Regions from separate parts of the Mus musculus genome. Here regions 1, 2, 3, 4 and 6 are each linked to region 5. Evidence: chromatin loops called from intact Hi-C (ENCODE). Cell type or tissue: heart. All regions are shown on one strand. Region 1 has its middle 20 kb from the start of Gm40124. Region 2 has its middle 82 kb from the start of S1pr1. Region 3 has its middle 85 kb from the start of A930005H10Rik. Region 4 holds the start of Mir669n (microRNA 669n). Region 5 holds the start of Dph5 (diphthamide biosynthesis 5). Region 6 has its middle 69 kb from the start of A930005H10Rik.

What was found. Hi-C counts contacts between places; a loop is a spot of excess contacts. Peaks named below come from ENCODE experiments on the same cell type or tissue, not always from the same donor. Only the 100,000 strongest peaks of a DNase experiment are listed, where the experiment ranks them.
Region 1: a loop joins it to region 5, with 4 times the contacts of the local background. A loop is called at or near these places in 9 of 42 quality-filtered maps.
Region 2: it touches region 5 in a loop (2.3-fold over the local background); 7 of 42 quality-filtered maps call a loop at or near these places.
Region 3: a loop joins it to region 5, with 2.2 times the contacts of the local background. A loop is called at or near these places in 10 of 42 quality-filtered maps.
Region 4: a loop joins it to region 5, with 2.7 times the contacts of the local background. A loop is called at or near these places in 3 of 42 quality-filtered maps.
Region 6: a loop joins it to region 5, with 3.0 times the contacts of the local background. A loop is called at or near these places in 8 of 42 quality-filtered maps.

The regions. Positions count from the first base shown.
Region 1 is chr3:115,659,293-115,663,292 of GRCm38, reverse strand. No RefSeq gene overlaps it. Among named protein-coding and RNA genes, the nearest start is that of Gm40124, 20 kb to the right of the region's middle. In heart, a CTCF peak has its summit at 2,084 (motif pointing left); a DNase peak (open chromatin) is centred at 2,002.
Region 2 is chr3:115,795,212-115,799,211 of GRCm38, reverse strand. No RefSeq gene overlaps it. Among named protein-coding and RNA genes, the nearest start is that of S1pr1, 82 kb to the right of the region's middle. In heart, no CTCF peak of the experiment used is centred here; no DNase peak of the experiment used is centred here.
Region 3 is chr3:115,800,777-115,804,776 of GRCm38, reverse strand. No RefSeq gene overlaps it. Among named protein-coding and RNA genes, the nearest start is that of A930005H10Rik, 85 kb to the left of the region's middle. In heart, no CTCF peak of the experiment used is centred here; no DNase peak of the experiment used is centred here; H3K27ac peaks cover 636 bases.
Region 4 is chr3:115,976,778-115,980,777 of GRCm38, reverse strand. It overlaps Slc30a7 (solute carrier family 30 (zinc transporter), member 7), which reads left to right. Exons shown (of 11, transcript NM_023214.7): 8 at 1,999-2,134. It overlaps Mir669n (microRNA 669n), which reads right to left and starts at 876; the gene lies at 823-876. In heart, a CTCF peak has its summit at 1,584 (motif pointing right); no DNase peak of the experiment used is centred here.
Region 5 is chr3:115,885,916-115,889,915 of GRCm38, reverse strand. It overlaps Dph5 (diphthamide biosynthesis 5), which reads right to left and starts at 1,733. Exons shown (of 8, transcript NM_027193.2): 1 at 1,639-1,733; 2 at 1,319-1,476. The coding sequence starts at 1,453. A930005H10Rik (RIKEN cDNA A930005H10 gene) reads left to right here and starts at 1,786. Exons shown (of 2, transcript NR_015487.1): 1 at 1,786-2,152. In heart, no CTCF peak of the experiment used is centred here; a DNase peak (open chromatin) is centred at 1,815; H3K4me3 peaks cover 2,183 bases; H3K27ac peaks cover 1,812 bases.
Region 6 is chr3:115,817,321-115,821,320 of GRCm38, reverse strand. No RefSeq gene overlaps it. Among named protein-coding and RNA genes, the nearest start is that of A930005H10Rik, 69 kb to the left of the region's middle. In heart, no CTCF peak of the experiment used is centred here; a DNase peak (open chromatin) is centred at 1,770; H3K4me3 peaks cover 1,174 bases; H3K27ac peaks cover 3,413 bases.

The sequences.
Region 1 (4,000 bases), 230 kb after region 5:
CCCTTCTTTCTACTATGGGGCAAGGCTCTCTGGAATGGCATATTTCAAGAAAGATGGGTTTCTGGATTTTACACTGTTTCTATCTCTCTATCTCTTTGTCTCTTTGTCTCCATGTCTCTGTTTCCCTCTGTCTCTCTCTGTCTCTCTCTGTCTCTGTCTCTGTCTCTCTCTGTCACTCCATCTCTCTCTGTCTCTCTGTGTATTTCTGCCTGTCTGTCTTTCTGTCTCTGTCTGTATCTCTATATCTCTGTCTCATCCTCCCAAGCATGGCTGCCAATTGAACTATGTAGTTGTGTTTGATGTTGAACCCCTTCCTAATCATGCTGGCTCTACGTCACTAGTACTCAAGTGATAGGCTTCATGAATGCTGGGCAAACACTCTGCCATGTGAACTAGAGCCCCAGCCCCTTATTTCTGATCTCCATAAATTGCTTAGTACGAAGAAAGTCAGGCAGGACAAAGAGATAGGAGAAAGTCAGGGAAACCTTGTTTCTGGGGCCATTCAGCACGTCAAAGCACCATGCTTTGGGGATATCATGTTCTGAGTCCCAACACTGAATTTAGAACATTTTTTTCAAGGGAATAGATATCATGGTAGATTCTTTTACTATTAAAAAGGCAAATGCAAATCTCCCTGAGTTAGGTCACATTATTAATATTTGCTTATTTTTACAGTGAACTGATAAGTTCACTGTAAGCAAGCACTGCAAAATCCCTGAACTAGACCACTCGCTGGATAGAAAAACAGTTTGTTGGGAACAAACTACCTAGCTGAGCTGAGAGTAGGGAGCGGTAGCTTGGAGGGGAAATGACCAAATTTTATATGGGAGTCAGAAGGGTGGGGGTCTCTGAGCTGATGCAGGGATCAAAGCTGTTAGTGATGATTGGGTGTTTGGGTCCGCTGGCAGTTTGCCCATGGCAGTTGCTGGCTGAGAATAAAGAGAGAAAGTGGTGACGGTCCTGGTGCTCGGAAACCCACATTATGAGGTTTCCGAGGAATGCTGAGTTTAAGTTTCTGTTTACCCGATACAAATCTAGCTCGCACTGGGCTTGAGCCATTATTTTAGGACACTACCAGCACACTGTCATTTGGGGGCCTGTGGTGGACCTGCCACTGAGGACAACAAAGCTTGTTAAAGATGGGGGATTATGTCCCTAAGCTGTCTGACTTTGGGACTTAGACAAGGCCAAGTAATCAACCCTTTGGCATTTCTATGAGACAGTGATATTGCTAGCTTACATCTTCATACATTTATACTAATAAAATATGTTCCTTTAGTGATTGCCTATAAGATGTTTGTCCCTTCAAACCATCATTTGTTCACATTAAAATGACAATGGTGTAGTTTTTTGAGTTGGAAGAAGTAAAATCAAGAGGAAGACACTGTGTTAGGTACCTCTGTGTACGCTCAAACAAGCAGGGGATCACTTTGCTTTCCTCTATAGAACTTAAAAGGAGTCAATACGTAAGAATAGAATAGGAAGAGAAGAAGAAGCTATGCGGTAGAGGCTCTATGTACTGTGGGTGGTCACTGGACAGACCAGCATTGTTGCTTGGAGTAACTAAGGAAGAAGGTGACATTGCTCTTCTTCCTTCAAGAATGAAGAGTGGACAGAAAAAGGAAACAATGTGAGGAAATATTTGAATATTATACATAGAAGTATATGGACTCTGTGTGTACATTTAAAAGAAGGGTATATGGTTGGGCTTCCTAGTTTTCAGTGCCTTCATGAGGCATGCAAATATGTTAACAGTCTTTAAAATATGATTACTCATGTAATCCCAGTGGAGTGATGCAAGGAAGGAAGGTTAAGTTGAATTTGAGGTCAGCCTGAGCTATCTGATAATTTCCTTGACAGCCTGGGCTACACTACGAACCCTATCCGCAATCAAAGCATAGCATAGCGCCCCCTTCCTCAGTTCACTACTATCACAGTGAGGCTATAGCCAATCAAGAGGGTGAATTAATTGGACCCTGTGCTATGGCTGTGAGCCAGGCTGGACAGCTACATGGTAGTTCACTCTATCAGTTTGGGCTCTAGGAGCATTGGGCTTGTTTTTAGGTCGCTATTGCCACCTAGTGGCCCTCAGGCCTGTGCCAGCACCAAGAAGGAATTGCAGAGTTACTTCTACTTCTTTCACTGTCTCCTGAAAACAACTCAGGCTGAAAACAACTTAGATGAATTGGCTACAGAAACCTTTGTATAGTGAGCTTGTTAGTAACTCTGTCTTTTACAAAGAGCGGGGATTGATAGTGCTTTATTACTACCACTGTCCTATGAATCTTAGGCTTTAATTAATTTAATTTAATTAATTAGTGGGTTTTCTGTGCCACTAATGGGAGTCTATAGTCACAGAGTCTCTTTGGGCACAGCTGCAGAAACTTAGCTAGGGTCTGACGTGCTGTGTGGGAGAGATGAAATGTTTGCGGGAATCAAGAAGTGGGGGAAGTCCACGGAAGATTCCATAGCTTTAATGACCTCATCTGTGGCTGTTAAATCTGCGGGTTTGTGCAGTGTGTGAAACATGCACTCAGGAGGCAGATGTGGAAGAACCACCTATAGAGAGCTAGGCTGGGCTAAGCAATGTAGGGAAAAGAAAAAGGCAAGCAGGGATGATTTTTTCAACTAAAATTTTTGTTGAGGGGGTTACCCTAAAGAATTTCATGGAATTGGAAATTGCAAATGATGCTTGCCTGGGTGTGAGATTTATGGGTTGGGGGTAAAGATAAGACTATCTGGAGGTTTTGTTTTTTTGTTTTTGTTTTTGTTTGTTCGTTTGTTTTGTATTGTACTGATCCCTGTACGAACAGAAAAGGTAGCAGCACTATGTGTCTTTATGCAACTTTATTCTCCTCCTCCTCCTCCTTTTCTTCTCCTCCTCTCTCTCCTCTTCCTTCAATAGTCTCTCTGTTGGTTCTTGTTTTTGAGCCAGAGTCTCGTCCCATAGTCCAGGCTGACCTGAAACTGTGACTTACGCTGGCTTCAAACTCATAGTGCTTTTCCTGTCTCTGCCTGCTGAGATTATGGGCATGAACTGCCTACCATACCTGGATCTAAACCCACATCTTGATATCACGGAAAAGAAGTGACACACAGATTTGGCAGCTATGCAGAAAACAAAGGCCCTTTGGGCTTCCTCTTAGCACGAGACCTCTGAGAGGCAAAGTGAAGGTGACCTGAGAAGAGGCTTGTTTGCTGCTCTAGTGGGGAAGGCTGGCTGAGCTCAGATTGATGGAAGACCATAATCATGATCTACAGCTAGCAAATGACACAAGGGGACAGCATGGAAGTGAGCATGCTCGATTCTGGATCCACAGCAACAAATGCAGCTGACGGACAGCAAGGAGGTGAGGACCAGTTATTTATTAAATTCTAAGATGGAAAGGCCCCACCTCCAATAGATTGTCCCTTACAGCATCTCTAACAAACAGGGTTTCTTTAGACCTGTCTGTCTGTAAATTTCTGCTCTAATTGTGCATACAAATCATGTAAGACCCTTAAAAAACAATCCCACTGTCAGGGCTCAGCTGCAGAGATTCTGACTTATGCTGTGGCTGGGACTCAATTTCTGGTACTTTTGGAAAGCTTTCTGGATGACTCCAGAGGGAGCCAGGTGACAAGGGAGCTGTGAACTCTGGGCTACTGTTTAGTGTCATTCTTTCCTCTTCCAAAGGGTGTCTGTTTTCAGAGTGCTGATATCACAGGCATTCACCTCTCTACTTGAAGAAGAACTGCTTCTCGACCTCCTTCTTTCTGGCTGTCTGACCTTTCTTCTCTTGTTCTGGGGCATCACTGTTGTGTGTCTGGGTTGGTGCTTGTTTTGATGTTTATCAGTCCTCTCTTAGAAACGTCAGTGCCTTCTGGTCACATAAAGTTTATGTCAGTGCCTTCTGGTCATATAAAGTTTATCAGTTCCTACGCTTTTCATCCCGTAAGTAAATTTCAGCTCTGCAGACAGTGATGGATCCCTGTGACCCATGAGCCTCAGATACCTTGA
Region 2 (4,000 bases), 91 kb after region 5:
GACCATTGGCTGTATTCACCCCAATCTGTTCTATATTTACCACCTCAGCAGTTTCCAGGGCACCTTTCATTCTAGCCCAGCAGAGCGTTTGGCGCTCTCTCAGCATCCCACTTGGCTCTTCACTCCTGGGTTTGGGTAGCATTATCTTCCCTAGCTGGTTCTTCTTCAGTTGAGCTTCCCTGGTGGTGCATCCTCTATGACTTGCTGAAATGTATCTTTAAGTTCGCTGCTATCACTGGGCTCTCTCACGTCAGAGTGGGATGCCACTGTGGATCTGCACGGTGTACCCCTACATCTCTCAGTTCCCAATTATAATCCCACTTCTCTGTGAACTTTTCCTATCCCTCCCAGGAGTTACAAAACTGATTTTATTTTAAGTGAAGTAAAGTAGACACAAAGAACAAATATTGCATGATGCCACTTATATAAGTGGAAATGGAATGTCAGTTACCAGAAAGTGGAAGTCATGGGTAATTTGGAGGTGCTTCCCCGTGGGTACACACTTTTAATGTCGCATGCTAAAAATTCACTAATATTATTTGATATTGACAGTAGCACAATGTAAATGAATTGTGTTTTATATTAATGAATTGTACTCTTCATAAGTGGCTAAATATTCTTATCTAGCCAGGTATTCTGGCACACATCAGTAATGTTAGCACTCAGGAATACCAAGTACAAAGATTTGAGGTTTCTGTAACGCTACACAATGAGATCCTGTCTGGAAATGGCAGAAACATTTGATGTATTCCTGGTTTATATAGGATTTTTGAGGCGGCTCCTTTGTGTGCATGGGTATATGCATCCTACGACAGCTTTATGCATATGGTGTCCAAAGACAAATATAAACGAGGTAAGTTGATGCTGACCTCAATTTTGTCTATAGAGAACTTTGATGTGTTGTGCTAACTCTAAATCCTCATTTTATCAGCACTGTCAAGCAGGATTCATCAGAAGAAATGTGTGGCTTCTAATTGACTTTCAAAGAATATGATGGAGCTGCGTTCCTCTCTCTTTTCCAATCCTTCTCCTTATAACTTCCTGCCCACCAAGGTGTTTCTTCCTAACTTTATCTCTTACCTCACTCAATGTACACTGCAGGGCATTACCGTATGGATTTTCTCAAGGACACCCTTTAATCCTACTTCACAAAGTTTCCTCTTCCCCCAACATCTGAGGACATCTTGCCAGGCAATGACCTTGTCTCTTCCATTCCATGGCTGGGAACTTCAGCTTCGCTTTACACAGCCAAGGCTAATCCAACCCCCTGTGTTCTGCTTCTCTTTCTCTCTTGCTTTCCATGGGACCAAAATCCATCAGCCATCTCTTTTCATGCTTCTGTCCTGTCTTTAGCTTCCCCACCTGAGCATATAAACAAGCTCAAGTGATTAAAAGCAAGTGCGTTTTAAAAAGCGTGTACCCTGAATTTCTCCTTCTGCTTAAACTTTGATGAACAAACAACTGATGCTTGCTTGATCCTTTTTTCCTGGTTCCTCTAGACCAATGGTTCTTACCCGGGGGGGGGGGGGGCGTGACCCCTTTGTGCTAGCATATCAATATCCTGCACATCCAATATTTACATGATGATTCATAAAAGTAGCAATATTACAGTTACAAAATAGCAACCAAAATAATTTTATGGTTAGGGGCCACCACAACATGAGGAACTGTATTAAAGGGTCACAGCATTAGGAAGGTGGAGAACCAGTGCTCTAGACTGTCAGCGGCCATGACGGTATGAGCATTAGTAGCTTGTGACTGCACAGGGAACCAGATTCAACAGATCATTTTCATTCTTTACTTATGTAATGTGCAAGTTTGAAGCCAGTGGCTTTTAAAATCTTTCTTTCCCAGGTTCTTAAGGCATCACTTTTATCACACTATTATAATTCCATTCGCAGCTACCAGTGGATCCAACTGATCTGTTCCTGACACTCCCTTCTCAGCTGGCACACAGGCAAAGACCTCAGCCTGACGGCTTCACTATACACTAATCACTCAAAACTTTCTTTCTTGGTCCCTACTTTATCTCCATGTGATAGTTTGTATATACTCAGCCCAGGTTGTGGCACTATTAGAAGTTGTAGCCCTGTTGGAGTAGGTATGTCACTGTGGGTGTGGGCTTTAAGACCCTCATGTTAGCTGTCTGAAAGCCAGTATTCTGCTAGCAGCCTTCAGATAAAGATGTAGAACTTACCTCCTTCTGCACCATGCCTGCCTGGATGTTGCCGTGTTCCTTCCTTGATCATAATGGTCTGAACCTCTGAACCTGTAAGCCAGTCTCATTTAAATGTTGTCCTTATTAGAGTTGCCTTGGTCATAGGGTCTGTTCAAAGCAGTAAAAACCTAACTAAGACACTCCATTTCTAGATTCAGTTGCACATTGACCAGACCTGTCCATGATGTGCAAAGTACTTTATCACAGTTATTTTTCCCTCTAGCTGCCCTCCTTGCCCCTTCTTTTCTCTAGCTTGGTGGTTGGCTCCATTGTCTACCAACTGCTTGTGCCAGAAATATGGAAAGGATCTTCTGCTATTCCAGATAACCAATCTAGTTGTATGGAAAAGTCCCGCCCCCTTCACCCTTCTTCCATTCATCTCTTTACCTGCATCTTGGGGTGGTCAGAAGATGATTCTGTCACTACGTACCCAAAGAAGATGGTATCGTAATAAAACCAAGATGTAGAATTATTCAAACATTGACAGGGATTCAAAATGTTTTGTTAGACTGGAAGGACAGATGCTTAAATACATTAAAATTAAGTGTAGCTATATCATTTTATGTCTACTAGTTGGCTGTTAAAAAGAGGTAAAACAAGCCTGGTGTGGTGGTGACACATGTCTTTAATCCCAGCACTTGGGAGGCAGAGGCAGATGGGATCTCTGAGATTGAGGCCAGCTTATTCTATAGAGTGAGTTCCAAGATAGTCAGGGATACACAGAGAAAACCTGTCTCAAAAACAAAACAAAACAAAACAACAAACAACAATTGAAAAAAACAAAACCAAAACAAAATAATAAGAGAAAATAAGACAAGGTATGGAGATAAGCTGGAAACCATTGTCCATTGCTTCTTGAAATATAAATTATTGCAACAGCCTTGGTTGCAATGTGGTGGCATAAAATGGGGCTACTCACACACTGACTACAGGACATGGGAGAAACCAATCCCAAGCTGACTGTTGGCAGGTGCTATGCAGGCTGCTGGGGAGAAGAGACAGCAGTGGTCTCACCAACCCTGGAGCCTGCAGCTACCGTAGCATCCTTGCAGTCACCATGCCTGCTGTCACAATAGTGGCATGGCTGCTATTGGGTAACTACATTTTTTAAAAAAAATTGGGTTTAAGACCTCTTCCACAGGAGAGAATGCCAGGCTTATATGCTCTAATCTTGATCAAAAGTTCATGGCTGGGAGGTCCTAGGCTATGGTTATTTTGTTAAATGGTCACATTGTCAAATTGCCTGATAAACATTTGTTTATACCTATAGACCTGGGCTTTTCTCAGCCTTGGTCAAAGACTACTAATTTTGAAGTGGGCAGCAGCAGCCAATATGTAGAGAACAAGAAACTGAGTTCTTGTGCCTTAAATGGGACAACTTTATCAAATGTGGGCTCCCTAAGGCTCCAGGAACATCTCAGAAGAGGGTGTTAAAAGTGGAAGAGCTGAAGGATGGGGAGACATGATATAAAGTGTTGTCTTCGGGACACCGAAGTTGTAATTCATGATGTTGTAATCATGAATTCATTGCAGCTCTGGTTCTCTGTACAAGATCAAGATAGCCAACACACTGGCGCAGAGGGGGCAGGTGCTCTCCAGACCCCCACTCCTCACGGAGGAACTGTTGAAAGCTACCAAGATGACTATTGAAAGCTGCCCAAGAGAAGATGATTCCTTGGAGAGTGTTCTTATTGGTACATTTCCCATGTTCTACTGGATGTCCACATACCCATGCACACAGGGGCACACTAACTGGGCTCAGTGTATTAGAAAAAAGAAGAA
Region 3 (4,000 bases), 85 kb after region 5:
TCTTGTGCACTGAAGCTCCTTCCTCAACCAATTCTTCTCCAGCCTTACTCTTTGGCTCTTGCAAATCTCCAATAAGTGGTGTTCTCAACTCTGGATCTTTGCATGTTCTCTGAGGAATGCCTGCTGGACCTGGGCATGCTCTCACATCTCTATCTGCTCACTGTAGCCTCACTCCACACTGGCACTGAATACACTAAACATGGCGCATGACGGGGCTGTTTGTGTCTGTAGTGACTTGTATGTGATCCCGTATTGAGGGGGTAGTTCTACAAGGTTCCAACATGTTACACTCAACTGGATGGTAACCATGAAATGCCACAGAGCGTAGACTTGATGTATGTTGTTGAAATACAAAAAAGTTAGAACTTTTAGGTCTGTTTTCTATTGCTCAACCAAAGGCCGCAGATCGAATGAATGGTGAGGACGAGGGCTGGTTCATCTCATGGTCTTCTCAATTCCATATTTGAAGAGCCACATTGGGTAAGAGACACTTGGATGGTGCTATGGTTCTGAGTCTGCAAACTTGCTTTGTGGTAACTCACTCTCATGATGACTGCTCCAACCCAACAAGACTCTCCTTCATCTCCTAAGACCTAACCTACTCTCTCACGAAACACAATTGACTTCTGAGGAAACTCCCACCCTGACCCCCTATGACCTAAGTACATGTGCAAGGTTTGGACTCCTGGTACCACCTCACTGAGGAATTAAGGTTCAACACAAGTTTGGGTGGGAGAAAACCACATGAGAAGCCCGGCTGCTGGAACAGCGATTCTTACCTGTTTCACGGAGGGAGAACAAATCGGTAGAGGCAAGCATGGGGGCTGCAACCATAGTGCTGGGTGCAGGTGACTAGAAGTGAAACAAGACAGAAACTTTCTGAAAAGCATTGGGATAACTGGGGGTTGGGAGAGGGGGATGGAGCTGAGATGTGATCTAAGGGGGTTTTCAAGTAGTACCAACCGCTAGCAAGGCAGACCCACACGATGAGCTACGTGTACCTCACTGTTGTGTTTCCTTTCTGTTGCTGTGATCAAATAACCAGCAAAAGCACCTGCACGGACAATGGGTTCATCCCAGCTTAGAGTTCCAGGTTTCAGTCCATCAAATCAGGGAAGTCACAACGGCCGGAGCTTGATGCAGAGAGGAATGAACGCAGGCTCGCTCTTCTTTACTTGCTTGCATTCTGTTTGATTTCTCCACTGGGACACACATCAAAATCTCCTGTTTAGGGAATGGTGCTGCTCAGACAGGACTGGGCTTTCCTATGCCCATCAACCAAATTAAGAAATTCTGCACAGATATGCCCACAAGCCAACACAATGTAGGTGATCTCTAAGGGAGACTTTCTTCCCAGGTGATTCCAGGTTGTGTAAAGTTCACAATGAAAGCCGACAGACACTAAAATGTCTTGTTCATGGTCCCTGAATTGATACTTGCAGAGAAGTGAGGTAAGGAGAGATTTGCTCAGGCAGCGCCCAGTAACAGTCACTGAGTGCTGGATTCTGCACTGTGTCATGGTCTTTGTTATCCCTAGGCCTGTATTTCTAATTATGTGTTATATATCACTACCCGAAGGGCTCATGGGTGTCTCAGACACAGCCTTTCTAGAACATTATCTCTCCTATGAGACCTGCCACATTTCCTATGTTCCCTCTACTAGCTAAAGGCACCACTGCCTGCTCCTGTGGGAGGCTTCCGTATCCTGCTCCTACCATCTGTGTGCAGCCCACTACCCTTTTCCTCAACGGTCCTTTTAAAGTTTCTTACTGACACTCGGATCCATTTATTTCTTTTTGTCCTTATTCCTCTACTTCAACAAGGTCCTACTTTTCTCTCTGGAACAGTCTGCTGCTGACTGACTTCCTCTGACTCTCCTATCGGCCTCAGTCACCGAGTTTCAGCTGGAACATGGTTCCCAAAAGTTCAAACCTAATTGCATCATCACGTCTGATTCAGACCCCCTTGCCCTCTGGATAAAGCACTTGGAGGAATATTTATTGCCTAGATTACCTTATCAACATTGATCTCCGCAGTTCTTTAGAATAGCTTCAGGGTGACATTGTCCTGCTTTTCTGGCTTTTCTGGCAAGGATACTTGGGCTAAAGAACTTGAAGAACTGTCCCCGCAGACCCGTGGCCAGGTTTGTCTGTCCCTTTCTTCTCTGTCTCCCTGGCTATCTTTTATTAAAAGCTGGCCTTTTCACTTTGAGAGAGACTGCTGATTACATAATTGAGTCTGCCAGTCAGACACAAAGAAATGGGCTTTGGTTCCAAAGTTGTTGCCGCTTCTGCTTTGCAAAATTATCTTGCACTGCAGTAAAAGTGTGATTAACCAAGCCCTTCAGTCACACAGAGTTTATTTCAAGAACACACACAGGAGAAGCATGCAATACATCACAGCATACTAGTTTATCTTGTATCATTCCTAGTTAGATGCTCCTTATTGATAGATTTATATCTATATCCCCCTGCTCCTAATAAAATCTGTATAGGATGCCCATGTTCTGATAAGCATTAACCTAGATAAATCTAAACCTAGAGAAAGTAATCTTAGTTCTCAAACGCTGAATACATGAAATGAAAAAAAAATGCAGCTATGGCATAATATTGGCTAATTTGGAAATTCTAAGGGTGGGAGCAACCATTAGGTCAGCATTAGCATATAAAAATCTATACATTTTTCAGATCCCCTTTTAGGCAGGATTCATGCTCCGGGGAGTATGTTCACAAGTGCCCTGCACACCTGCTTTAACAGAGGAAGCACAAAGTCCTAGTACCTTCTACACGTGGAGAGCTACAGTAGATTGTCCTACATACAGGGCAGCCGCATTTCCCTGACACTGAACAGCATTTATGAGAGGAGGAGATGGTACGGGCAATGAAGATGCCTGTTTGTTCATTTGTTGCAATCCTGGAGTTTGAACCCAGTGCTCTGTGCATCTAGACAAACCCTCTGCCATTGAGTTATGCTTTCAGCTGCTTTGTATGTTTATGCAAATTCACCTTTTTCTCTTTGTGCAGGGGAACCTATCTAGTGCTGTTTCCCTCTGCGCCTTTGAGGGTGGGGCTTCCTTCCTGCTCTGAGTGGCATAGGAATCTTAAGGAAACCACTCACTTTCCTGTCTTGTTTTTTTTACTCTTGTGAGGTATGCAATACCTCAAATTCATTCTCTTTTCTGACATGATCAGATTTGCCTTCCTATGTGTTGTTTTTTTTTTTCGTTTTGTTTTTTTGTCCTGAAATGAATTGTACGCAAAATGTATAGCAGTTGCTGTAACAGGTAACAGTCAAGTGCTAGGCCACAGGCCACAGTGGTCACCTCCCCTCCTGTGGCCCATGACTTGGAGGCTCTCTGTATTCTCAACTGGCAGAGTGCAAGAAGCTCTGACTGCATTTTGATTCCAGAAGAAGGGGAAAATCTACTTAAATTCAAAGTACTCGTTTATGGCAAAAAACATATTTGAAACTCTCTTCTAGAAAATCAAAGAGAAATAAAGGAGGAAATCCCCTTAAAACTTTTATTCAAGAAAAGAAAGGCTATGTCTCATCTTCATGAATGACAGGATAAGAAATGCAGGCGAAGTGCTGGTGAGGACACTTTGAGCTCAGTTATCAGTGTTTACATTGTCAGTGTAAGAGCACTGGCTAGCTTCTTCTTGACTGCTACCTACTGCTGTGTGCTTAAAAGAGCTTTCCCACCCGGGGCTGCTCTTTCTCAGGCTGCTTCGCGGTTGCTGTGGATGGAGAACCACACCCTTTTATGATCAGATAAACCAAAAATATGATGATGAACAGGGGAAAATAAGACTTCTATGTTCATAAGCTGTTGTTTTTAAAACTACAGAAGACATTAAACGCCTAAAAGGAAAACAACTGACTTTTGGGTTTGTCTTTTTAGTGAAACTGTAGCATTCTAAATAATTATTACTCCTCACGTTACTTTTCACTGGGTTAAAGTTTGCAGCATCTAAGTGTTCTTATAAGGAAGACTCATATC
Region 4 (4,000 bases), 91 kb before region 5:
TTTTATTCCTATTTCTGAACTACATGAGTTTGTTGGTCTCAAGAGGGCCTGGAGGAAGCTGCTGGGCAGCTGTGACTGCCTGATGTAAAAGCTCTGCTACCCAAGAGCTCTTCGGACACTCAGCACATGAGCCCCTCCAGCTAATGTGGCTTTCAGTTGTTGGCGCATCTTCAGCTTAGTGAGCCAGGTTTTAGATACGTTAGACCATTGGTGTGTTGCAATGTTGGAGGGTCTCGATCTTATGTGACTTAAACAGACTTTATGTATTTCCTCAGAGATTTTTCTTCATGAATAGTTACTATAAAAGAGTAATGATGTGTGCTAATGAGACCCACTTTCTGGTTAGGATTACATGGAGGCAGGGACTTTCCAGCATCAGAAAAATGAATAACAGATTATTTTCACCATTTTTTTTTCATTTTTATTTCTGTTCGTACCAAAACACTAATTGGAGAATATAGAAACTTAAAACTATGTTATTACATTTAGGAGTTTGTAATGTAGGGATTTCAATTGTATTGATTTATATCCATCTTTTTCATTTTTTTTTAGTTTTTGAAACCAAAGTGTTTTTGATACATATATATGTATATATATATATTATTCTTTGGTATTTAAAGTACAATAGAGAAGTTGGTTATTTACAAGTATTTACCAGTGGAAATACACATTTCATTTTTATCTGCCCAAATGAATACCATTTGTTACAGAACAACTCAGGGCTGGTGAGGTACCTGTATAAGGACACATGCAGCCAAACCTGACAGCCTGGGTTCAGTCTTCAGGCTCCACGTGGTAGAAGGAGTAAGCCAATGCCCTCTGCACATGTGCTGTGGGATGCACATACATTTACACACACATCCACACACAAATGTAAAGATCTGCAGAGTGGTCTGCACAGAGTGAAAGGCCCGAGTGCCCTTTGCTGCGCCCTGCTCTAAGTCACACGGTGGCAGGGGAAGTGTCTTTTCCCAGCAAACGTTAAGATTTACTGTGACTCAGTAGTGCTCAAATTTTAAGCTGCTACAAAGTTTCCTTCAGTTTTAATTGGCACACATTTACCTTTGATCGTTCAGGGAATGTGACGTGAATTTCTAAGCTGGTCGCATGTCTGCCATCTTAACCAGTGCCCTGCAGGGCAGCTGTGCTGAAGGCCGGTGGTTTATGGCTTTTCTTTGTTTTTGTTTTTATTGGTACCTATGTTTATAGATTGCTTTGCTGTGTGATAAATTTTATTTATTAAAGATCTACATATTGAGTGAGTTACTGTCTTAGGTAGTTTCAAAAAGAGTTGCATATATAATTTCTTTCTTGAGATTTTTATGGTTTTCCAGGCCAATATCACTTATGAATCTTAATAGTCCTATATAGTCCTTAATAGTCTACTATGTCCTACTTAGTACTTAATTTCAAAGGTTCAACATGTATTTTCTTGTCCTAGTCAGGTAACTGCTTTTTTGCTTGGTGTATTTGAGGATAATAACAAATTTAGGTAGTGGCATGTTTTGGATAATTAATGTCAGGTTAAGTCGAGTTAGGGTTCATATAAAATTTTATTCCTTAAGCAGTATTTTAAATCACCAGCAGAGGGCTCTATGTGTTCATGTATTCAAAATTAAATTGCTTTCTTCATCTTTTTTTTTTAAAACCTGATGCTCTTTTCTTTCCAGAACAAATTATTTAACCTTTTTTAAAGTAAGAGTGAATGTTCACAGACAGCATTTAAAACTAATTTTCTCTACTCCTTCACTTTCTTTTTCTTTTTTTTTAACTCCTTCACTTTCACTGTTCTGTTAAGATTGAGCATAATTTACCAGTTAGATGTTTAAACTGGTCAGTATGAAAACAGTTATGTCAGTTTATAAATATTCTGCTACACAGTTACTACTGTACTTCTCCTGACTGATTTTTTTTCCTTGATATGTAAGATATTTTAAGTATAGTCCTGAGAAATATTCCCACTTGAGTATTCTAATCTCTCCTATGCTTTCTTTCTAGGTGTATTTTTACACATTCTAGCCGATACACTGGGAAGTATTGGTGTAATTGCCTCTGCCATCATGATGCAAAATTTTGGGTTGATGATAGCAGATCCTATCTGTTCGATTCTTATAGCCATTCTTATAGTTGTAAGGTAAGTGGTTCAGACTGCTACCATCTGTTACTAAGTGAGAGGGAGGTGACAACAGAACCAGTGGCTGGGCACCTTCAGTGCAGATTATCATGTGGGGTTCCCTTTGCTCTTTAAAACAAGTCCTATCCAAGTTCTCCTTATAGCTTTTCCCATTTATATCTTGCCTGGAGTTTTAACATTTCTTTTTGATTTTTGACATTTAAGTAGTTGATCATAATTCAAATCTTAAACCATACACTGTATGTATAGAATAAAATCTTGGCAATGTAAAGTCATTAACTAGACGATTTTAGTTTATATCTAGAACTGACAATGTCAAACCCTGGTATCAGTGTTGCCCCTGCCAGACCCATCTTTAATTCTGCCATTTCATTGGTCTTTTCGCTTGCTCACCAGCCACGGAGCTGGTGGTCTATGAAGACTGTAGGGAGGTCCATCTGCAACGACCACTTGCTGCAGTGCATTGTGTAGTTAATATTATCTTCTAAAATCCTTTGTCCTAAAACACACTTTATTGTTGGCTTCATTTTTATTTTAAAACACTAGAATTATATTCCTTTATCTTGCTGCATTTGATCATTTTAAATTTTGCATAGTGTGTCTCAGTTGGAGCATTATCATCTCTCTGTAGCTGTCCTGTCAGCAGCAGCAGCAGCTTTTGTAGGGAGATGAACGCTGGTGAGAAGTAAGACCGCAGACTTCATAACTCAGTGTTGACGAGGATTGATGGAATAGATTGCCATGGGATTGCAGTGTTAAAGTTAGAGGTGGTTGTTTTTCAGTTTCTGCCCTAAGAATAGACATACATTTTAAACATGCAGATTATTCTTTAAATATTGGCACAGGGATCCAGCTGGTGTTTGGAAGCCTTTCTAGAGCTCAGAATTCCTTTCCCTCATCTGGAGGTCTTACCACACTCCCGGGAATTAGCTTGGATGTGACCACTTCCTGACAGACTTGCTCACTTCTGTGACTACCTGTCTTGCCGTGGGTGTTTCGAGGGCACTCTGTTGTGTTGTATATTATAGTGTTAGTTGCCCCTAATGGTTATTTAAGAGTATGATCGTAGTATTTCCCTTGCTCTTTCTCCACTCATTGTTACCAGAATTCTGACCACCGCCATTGTTTGGTGTGATGACCACTTTGTCCCCTCTTGTCATGCTGCAGTGACATTTCTTTGATGCGGATTATGTGATATACTGCAATTATCTTATCCTTTTCTCACTCTTTCTCTCAGAATAAAATTCATAATCCTTAATGAGACTTCCTGATATTGTTTAATTTTGTTAATCCCCCTCCCTCCATCTCTCCTGCCCCACCTCCAATCTCTGTCTTCTCTAGTGAGTCTTTTCTTTTCAGTTTCCTAACTATGGCAATAAGCCCTCCACATTCCTGTTCTTGTCTCCTCTCTCAACTCTTCCTGCATTTAATGATGCACCTTTCCCCTCAGCTCTCTAGATGTGTGTACCCCAAGTCCACATCCTTCCTATGAAGTATCCCCCTTCGGGGAACATTTCCTGATTTGCCCTCCACACTGTGTGGAGTTTCCCTGGAGCACCTTCTACCAAAGCCCCCTTCCAAAGCATTTAGCCCTCTGTCCCGAGTCTGCTTATGTTTCTCTAGAGCTCTGTGGGGCAAATTGGTGTCCTGCTATGATAAAGTGACCATAGGGTCCTCCCAGCAAAGGAACTGGCACACTTCAGATTGGAGGTGGAAAAACTTAGGCTTTTTCACCCTAAAGAGTTATAGATTTTCTATTTCCAACTTGAATTGTTTTCCTTGTTATCTTCTTACTCATTTCTTATACAAACAAAAAATAAATAATAGATAAATTCATGCGCACACAATGAATTTATCTTGCCACAA
Region 5 (4,000 bases):
CACAAGGCAAAACAAGTTATGTCCCAATTTTGCTCTAAGCTATTGTCTAATATTCTTTTGTTTTTTGCTTTTTTGGGGGTGGGGGGTTGAGACAGGATTTCTCTGTGTAGCCCTGTCTGTCCTGGAACTTACTCTGTAGACCAGGCTGGCCTTGAACTCAGAAACCTGCCTGCCTCTGCCTCCCAAGTGCTGGGATTAAAGGTGTGTGCCACGACTGCCTGTCTTCCCTTTTTGTTTGTTTTTGGTTTTTGTTTTTGTTTTAGAGACAGGGTTTCTCTGTGTAGCCCTGGCTGTGTTTAATATTCTATTCGATTAACCTGCCAGTTATCTATTTTCTCAAATGGTTTTAGGTCCATTATAGTTTCTGATCACTGATCCAAGACATATTTCTATCATCTTGAAGTAAGTATAAACACCGACAAGTGTGGCCAGCAAGTCAAACTGACCATTAAACACTACTTTTTTTTTTTTTTTTCTAATTCATGACCAACTTAAGAAGAAGCCTATTTAGGATTCAAGATTTTTAACATAACCCTGAAACCTTCAAAATTCTGAGTTGTGAATCTGAGAGATATGACCGGAAGTTCTCTGGCCCACACTTTTATATGGAAGACTTGACAATTTAAAAAAACAAAACAAAACAAAAAAACCTTCCTCTCCTCCTCTAACAACACATCAGCATCTTATCTCAATATAGGGTTCACTTTAAGTTTGACAATCAAGCAGAAACTGACCCTTCTTGTTGTAACTATTATTTACATATTTACCCTGTTTAAGGTATATAATGCACTAATACATCCTCTGGTTACTTAGTCACTCTATATGTACATGTGGGAATGACAGCCTTCCTGGGAGAGTACATGTAAGGTCTCTTTGGCTATGTTGCAGACAAAAAAAAATGAGATCGCTGTTCCCTATGGAACTACTTCAAAGACGGAAGCTTTCAGATCGCTTGCTGAATGTATAAGCAACTCATTAAGCCTGTGTCAGCACCTCATTAGCACTCAACTCGGAAAGGATGTCTGGCTAGCTCATGAAATAACGGATTTGATAACTATCCCCAAGAGTGTAAAATAACTTTTTTTTTTTTATTTACTGGAGAAAGGCACAAAATTAGACTTGTAAAGTAGGACAAACTACCGTTTCATTTCCCAAGTCACTGAGTATGAAGTAGATCTTAATGGACAGGGTGTGTGTTTTACAGGGGCTTAAAAAAAAAAAAAAAAAGCAGACGCTTAGAGTCTGTGCAGTCTAGGGTAGGAGAATCGGACGCTAGCTAGATGTCTTCCCCAGAGGCCTGGGGACTTTAATCACGTACCAGGGCTTCCTTCCCTACAGTCAGGACTGAGGTGTAGGCTTCCAGATACACGCGACTGCATCGTCTCACAACTTCCAGGCCCTTGACTGTGATGTCCTTGGCATCTCCCAGGCCCAAGCCGATCAAGTAAAGCATTCCGAACTCCAGGGATGGGGAGACTGCAGAGCGAAGTGAACAACAGAAAAACGTCAGCTAACACCGGGGACCTAAAGTCTAGGGATGAACATAAAAACCAAGGTGGCACCCTGCGTGCGTCCGACACTCCTGCATACTCTTAGAAAATAATGGAATGACTGTTTTTAAAAGTGTGATCCGATTACCCGCTTAGAGACTCGGAGGTGATTCGCTGACGTCCCTCAAAGTCTCACTGCAGCCTTTTAATAATTGCAGTCCCCAAACCATGTGCCCATCAGAGACAGAGCTTCCGGGTCTCACCTAACGGCGCCGTAAAGCGCAGAGCCCTTCACAGCACTTTACGACTGGCAGGAGGCGGAGATGACAGACCGCTCCAGGAACGAGCTATAGAGCGATCGCATACCCCCCGCAAGGCCCTCCAGGACTCGCTGACTCCCGGGCAGAGGTCAAGGGTCAGGAATGGGTCCAGCTGTGCGCCTGGAAAGGACCCAGCGTGCCCACGCTCCCGGCAAGCCAGGACTCAAACATCCCCAAAGGGCGTCCGGGCTGATGACGATAGCTCCCAATCGCCCTCCAGACGCACACTGGCAGGAACAACCGGAGGGACTTCCCTGACCGACCCCGCGTTTGCTCAGCTTTGAATTCCCGCTCTGTAGATCTGTCGCAATTTAACCAGAAGTCACCCTGGTGAGGGGACAGGTTGGCTTGCCCTGCTGAGTGTGGTTGTTAAGTTCCCAGGGGGGGGGGGGGGGCTGTGACTCCTTCTAGGGGTTTGTCCCTGGGATCTGATACCAGAATGCCTCAAGGGAATCTGCCTTAGTCACCCTCGGTGGAGAGTGACCTTTTAAGAGTGCTCAAGGGATGACTAAATACGAATGTGATGACATATACGGATGAAAAATGCCATAATGAAGCCCATTACTTAGTATGCTAACCAAAGGATAATTTTAAAAAAGAAAGTAGTTCTATGGCGGGAAGCGCATAACAAAAAGGAAAGTGCTTTAAACCTCTCAGCGGTTGTTGCAGAGATTCTTAAAGATTGGTTACACGCAGCTCCAGTAAGCGAAAAGTTTACACTGCAGATGCTCTTCCTAAATTCACTGGTAACTTTATCCAAGTTGGGAAGACAGTTCATTGCTTCTCTTGGCACAATGTAATGGCCTTTCAGATTTTTCTTAAGTCTAGCCTTTTCCTCCAAGGGTGCACGAAGACCTGATTCTCCCTGTTCCCACTAAATTGATTTATTCTTTGCACCATATTAAAATACATACACCTCAAAATAGATCATGGTGTAAATGGAAAGACCTAAAATTATAACAGAAGAAAAAAAAAAAAGAAAAGAAAAGAAAATCTGACCTATCCAGGGAGAGATTTCTCAGGTATGCTATAAAAGGCATGTTGCAAAGAGAGAGGAAAAAAAGTCATACTTTAATAATAAAAACTCCCTTCAAAAGACTGAAGTCGTACACTGAGAGAAAATGTTTGCAAACCAGAAATTTGACAAAAGACTTGTCAACAGAGCAAACAAACCAAAGGAAGGCTATCAAGATGCTGGTAAAGGAACTTGTCACGCAAGTCTGACAACCTGAGTTTAATCCTGGAACCCAGTTAAAGGTGGAAGAAAAACAACTCCACAGAGGTCTCCCCTGACCACCACAGGCTGGCACACCCACACACACCCCCACACCCCCCCACACACAAACAAATTAATAATAAACTGAAGATGAATTCAAATCTAATGGATTCTTAAATGGAACAAGAAAACAACTCAATGTGGAAAAATGTACAAAAGATTTTGAGTGATAACAAATAAGATAGGCTAATAACAGATAAGCATTTTAAAACTTGTCTAGCCGGGCAGTGGAGGTGCACACCTTTAATCCCAGCACTCGGGAGGCAGATGCAGGCAGGTTTCTGAGTTTGAGGCCAGCCTGGTCTACAGAGTGAGTCTTGAACCCCGCCCCCGCCCAAAAAAAAATCTAGAGAAATGGTTTTCAAAGTTCTTTTTAGATTATTTTATGTGTGTGAATGTTTTCCCTGTCTGTATGTCTGTGTACCATATGTGTTCCTGTGCCCATGGAGGTCAGAAGACGGTACCAAAATCTCTGGAACTGGAGTTACAGATGTTTATAAGCCACCATGTGAGTGCTGGGAATCAAACCTGATAATCCGGAAACCTATCCAGTTCTATACATCCAGAGCTGGATTCATCACCTTCTTTACCTGCGTGGTATCTGACTCTGTATCGGGTAGGTTTGACATTCCCCCAACCCAGATATTAGTCACCCCCACACGTACTGCCAGGTCTTCTCTGTCAGAAACCATACTGACTATCACTGTGTTGGTTCAGATCCTAGCTCTATTACTCTGTTAGCTTCCCATCTTGTTCCCTTCAAATGTGTCTTCACAGAAACCAGGGAGGACTAGTAAAGATACACCCTAAAAATAGTATCCCCCTTCTAAAAAAAAAAAAAAAACTTTGGCAAAAGAAACCCCATGCTCTTAAATTTCCCATCTATGGGATGTTGAGTACCTGCCTCCCTGGTC
Region 6 (4,000 bases), 69 kb after region 5:
CACAAGTTGGTGCTCTCCTTCTATCACAGGTCCTGGGGACTGAAGTCAGGCTCTCACACTGTTCACCCACATTGCCCCCTCTCAGTCCTGTGAGCTAAATTTTCATTAGGTTACACTTGTTCCGTGAACATTTGCCCGTTGGTTTATGCAGTTCTCTCTCCCCTTTTCCTCATACTCAACTAATTCCCAATGCTGCCAAGTCTATACTCTTTCCTTCTCGGCCAAAGCCACTACCGTCTCTACCTCTTGAAAATGGAACACCATCTCCCTAGCTGTCACCACACTTCCACTGCCGCCTCTACATCCACTTGTCCCAGAGCAGAGGAAACAATGATCTTACAACATAAATCCAGTGACCTCTGTCTCCTGCTTACATTCTTAACTTCACTTAGGAAAAAAAAATCCAAAGACTTTGCTAAGGACTGCCAGGCCCGGCATTGTCTGATCCTGTTTCCAGCCTTGTGGTCAACCACTTAAGGTCTCTTCACCTGCTCTGTTGGCACCACAAACTTACTTCAGTTTGATGTTCTGAGGGTCTTGCCTGCCTAAGGCTTTCACACTTGCTGACTTCTTCTGGAATAAGAATGGTGCTTCGATAATAGCTATTACCCATTTGCTTATTCTGTGCACTGGGGACACATCGTCATACCTTCCAAACACCCGTGCGTGCACTCATCACAGCAGTTGGTGGGACAGGTCACACGCACTGCTCATCTAATGGAAAAGGGAGCTAAGGCACAGACAGGCTCAATCAGGAGACCAAAGTCCCACATCGCACACTGGGTGAACCCACAGTTAAGCTCTGCCACCTTCTTATTCAGCGGCTCCTTCTCTCGCTCCGGGTCCCAGCACATTAGATCTGTCTTTGGAGAGCTCTTTTGTAAGCAATGCACTTGTGTGGGGAGGGTGGAGGAGCAGAGTCCCCGTTGAGCACTCTTAGAATCCTTCATGTATGCCATAACTCGCTGGTATTATTTTGACATCCCTCCTCCCTGTCTCCTTTACTGTAAGCATCGTGAGGGCAGACACTTGACGAAGTGCTATCAAGCTGAGCACACTACAGAAAACAACACCTGGTGCACGGCTGAGCTGTGCCCCTGACAGCCACTCAGCATACGTTTCTTGGATATTTAAGATCTCTTTTCTATGTGGATTCCAACGGCTGCAAAAATAAATCTTTTATGATTTTAAACAAAATTAAAGAAATTAGAGGAATTGCTTCCCCTACTAACTCGATAGGCTTTACTAGAATTATCCCTGGCTATGCCTGACTTACTGTAAAGGGTAGACGGCAGGCTGACAGGAAGGAATGTGGTGAGCTGTGAGCTGCAGATAAGCTAATAAAGTTCCCTTTGAAAGAAGTCATGGTTGAGGTCTCCTCTGCTACACTCCTTGGCTTTAATAGCAATCATTTTTCCAATTGGAGATTTACTGGGAAAATAAATACTCTGTATTTTTCTTATTGATTGAATGACTTAATGTACCCCGATGTTCTGCCAGTTTTCTTATCAAAAGAGGCAGAGAGCAATTGACTAATTGAAGAAAAGGAAACTTGCAGAAAAGATACCAGACTCGTAGACCCTACAGGAGACCGGTGGGGGTGGGGTGGGGGGGGAGGGAGGTGTGCAAAGAGCAGGAAGCACGGAGCAGGCTCCCAGCTGCCCCTTCACTTCTGAATCTGGTGGTGAGGTGCCAGCCTCCTGTCACCACTGTCCCCTGTCTCTGTATTGTGCATAGGATGGAAAGTCCCATGAGAAACATCTGACTAACCAGGCTCATGTGCTGCACTTCTCAAGCCTCCATTCCCACACCAGGGTTACACACATTTAAATCCTTGCAAGACCTTGGACTAAGAAAAAGCCTCAAAGGCAGATGCAACTGCCTTTTCCACAGGGAAACGGAGAGGTGCCTGCTTTGTGCTAATTTGGGTACTGTGTTCATGACATAGATTTTTATCCCACACACAGATGGCAGGACACTACCAAACATTTCGAGTTTGCCTTAGACATCAGACAAGAAATAAAAGTGTGTAATGTCCTCGATGGTAAAAATACACGGATGACCATTTATGAATGAATTATGTGTGAAATCCAAGGGACCAAGGCCAAGGGAGCAGCTCACATTCTTTGAAGACGTAGAGATGATGTTTCACACCAGTAGGTTAGAACACGTTTCCACTAACCACCCTGCTCTGTGCCTGGTTTTCATGTATGTAAATTTCATTCTGGACCTACTGATTTTGCCTTATCAGTTTTGTTCTGCTAAAACAAAATGTCAGATGCTAGACGACTTCTAAGGGGCTTTATTTGCCAGGACTCTGGTAGCAAAGGGTCTAAATAGCACAGCTCCGATGCCCTCAAGAGGACCCCTGGCTCTGTGGTAACACGGAAGGGAAGTGAGAGGGAAGCGACTGCCTGTGAAGAAGAAGTAATCCTTTCCCGTGAGACCTGACCTACCCCCCCATGAGACAGCATTAATTCACGTGGGAAGTATAGTTCTCTAGGATATAATTACCTTTCTCTCGGCTCCACCTCCTAACTCCTGAGAGACCCAAGTCTGCAGCACCTGCACTCCTGGAAGCTCAGGCTTCATTTAACCGCAGAGGGATCAGTTCAATGTGTCCAAAAGTAAACTCGTCTTCTTTCTATGTCTGGCACGTTTTCTGTTCCCCTAGTATCGGTGAATACATCATTTTCAGTCTAACTGTCCTGTCCAAAGCCTCGGGACTTGTGCCAGCTGCCCTGTAGCTCAGTGTCTGCATGCAGACCCTCGCAGATCTTCCTCCATTTTGCTGTTCTCTCTACTGCCCTTTACCGAAGTCTTGGTTCAAATTCATGCCATCTGTATTACTCGTTGGTTTTCTGGTTTCGCTTAGCTGTACTTGGTTCCTTAAGTTATGTTTAGGCTGCTGGAGATAATCCATACCATGCATCTCACCACTGCTTGCCAGCTTCCTTCCTGAACTACCCGAGTTCTGAATATATTCTGCTTTCCAACTAATCCATAGTGTGTGTGTGCGCGCGCGTGCGCGTGTGTGCGTTCATTTAGGATAAAACACTGGGTTTTACACATGCTGGCCAAGTATTCTACACCGAGGTACATTGGTAGCCTTGACGTTTTAAATATAATTTTTAAGCTGGCTAATACTTCTACCTCATTGTTCATTAAACTTCTACTTCTAGTCTGTTTTACTGAATTCCTAAAGTATGCACCACACTTGTGCGTGTGCGCACACACACACACACACACACACACACAGTCTCATCCTCAGTTGTGTTTTCTCCACTTAGCCCACCCTTTTTTCAGCACAGACAGTGGAATCTTTTTGTTTAAATGGGTGAAGCATGTGGCAGTGGGTGGCACACACGGGTGGAGATGAGACTGTAGGAAACTCCAGACGCCAAGCTGGAGAAAGAATACCTGCCTTTGTTGCGCCTTTTAGACATGCTGTCTCTGGGGCAGAGAAAGATCAGGTAAGCAACCCTGGTCACAGTAAAAATTCTAGACCCTCTTTCTTTCTGGTTTGCCTTTGTGCTTGCTACTTACTGCACTGATCTGGGAGACAAGCTCTGCCTGTTCCCATTGCTAAACCAAGGTGCATCTCAAAGATCCTATGTCTCATGGATTTGGGGTCATTCTGTGGTAAACCTCCATGTTCCTCTCTACAGTTTACCCTGTCTTTCTGCTACTCCAGTGAGCACACCCCAAATCAGCCTTTGGCCTTGGCACCACCCTCATTATTACCTCTCAAGGCCTAGAGTCAAGGCAAGACATTTGGCAGTGACCAAATGACTATTTTCCAAAAGGAAGAAAACACAGAAGCAGGTAGGTCTTTGAGTTTTCAAGGCCAGTCTGGTCTACATAGCAAGTGCCAGACCAGACAAGGTGACAAAGTAAGACTCTGTTCCAAAAAGACAAAACAAAAAAAGAGAGTGGAGGGAAGCGGTGTGAGAGAGTCTGGAGTACAATCACAGTGATTTCTGAAAAAGCGCTTTGTTTT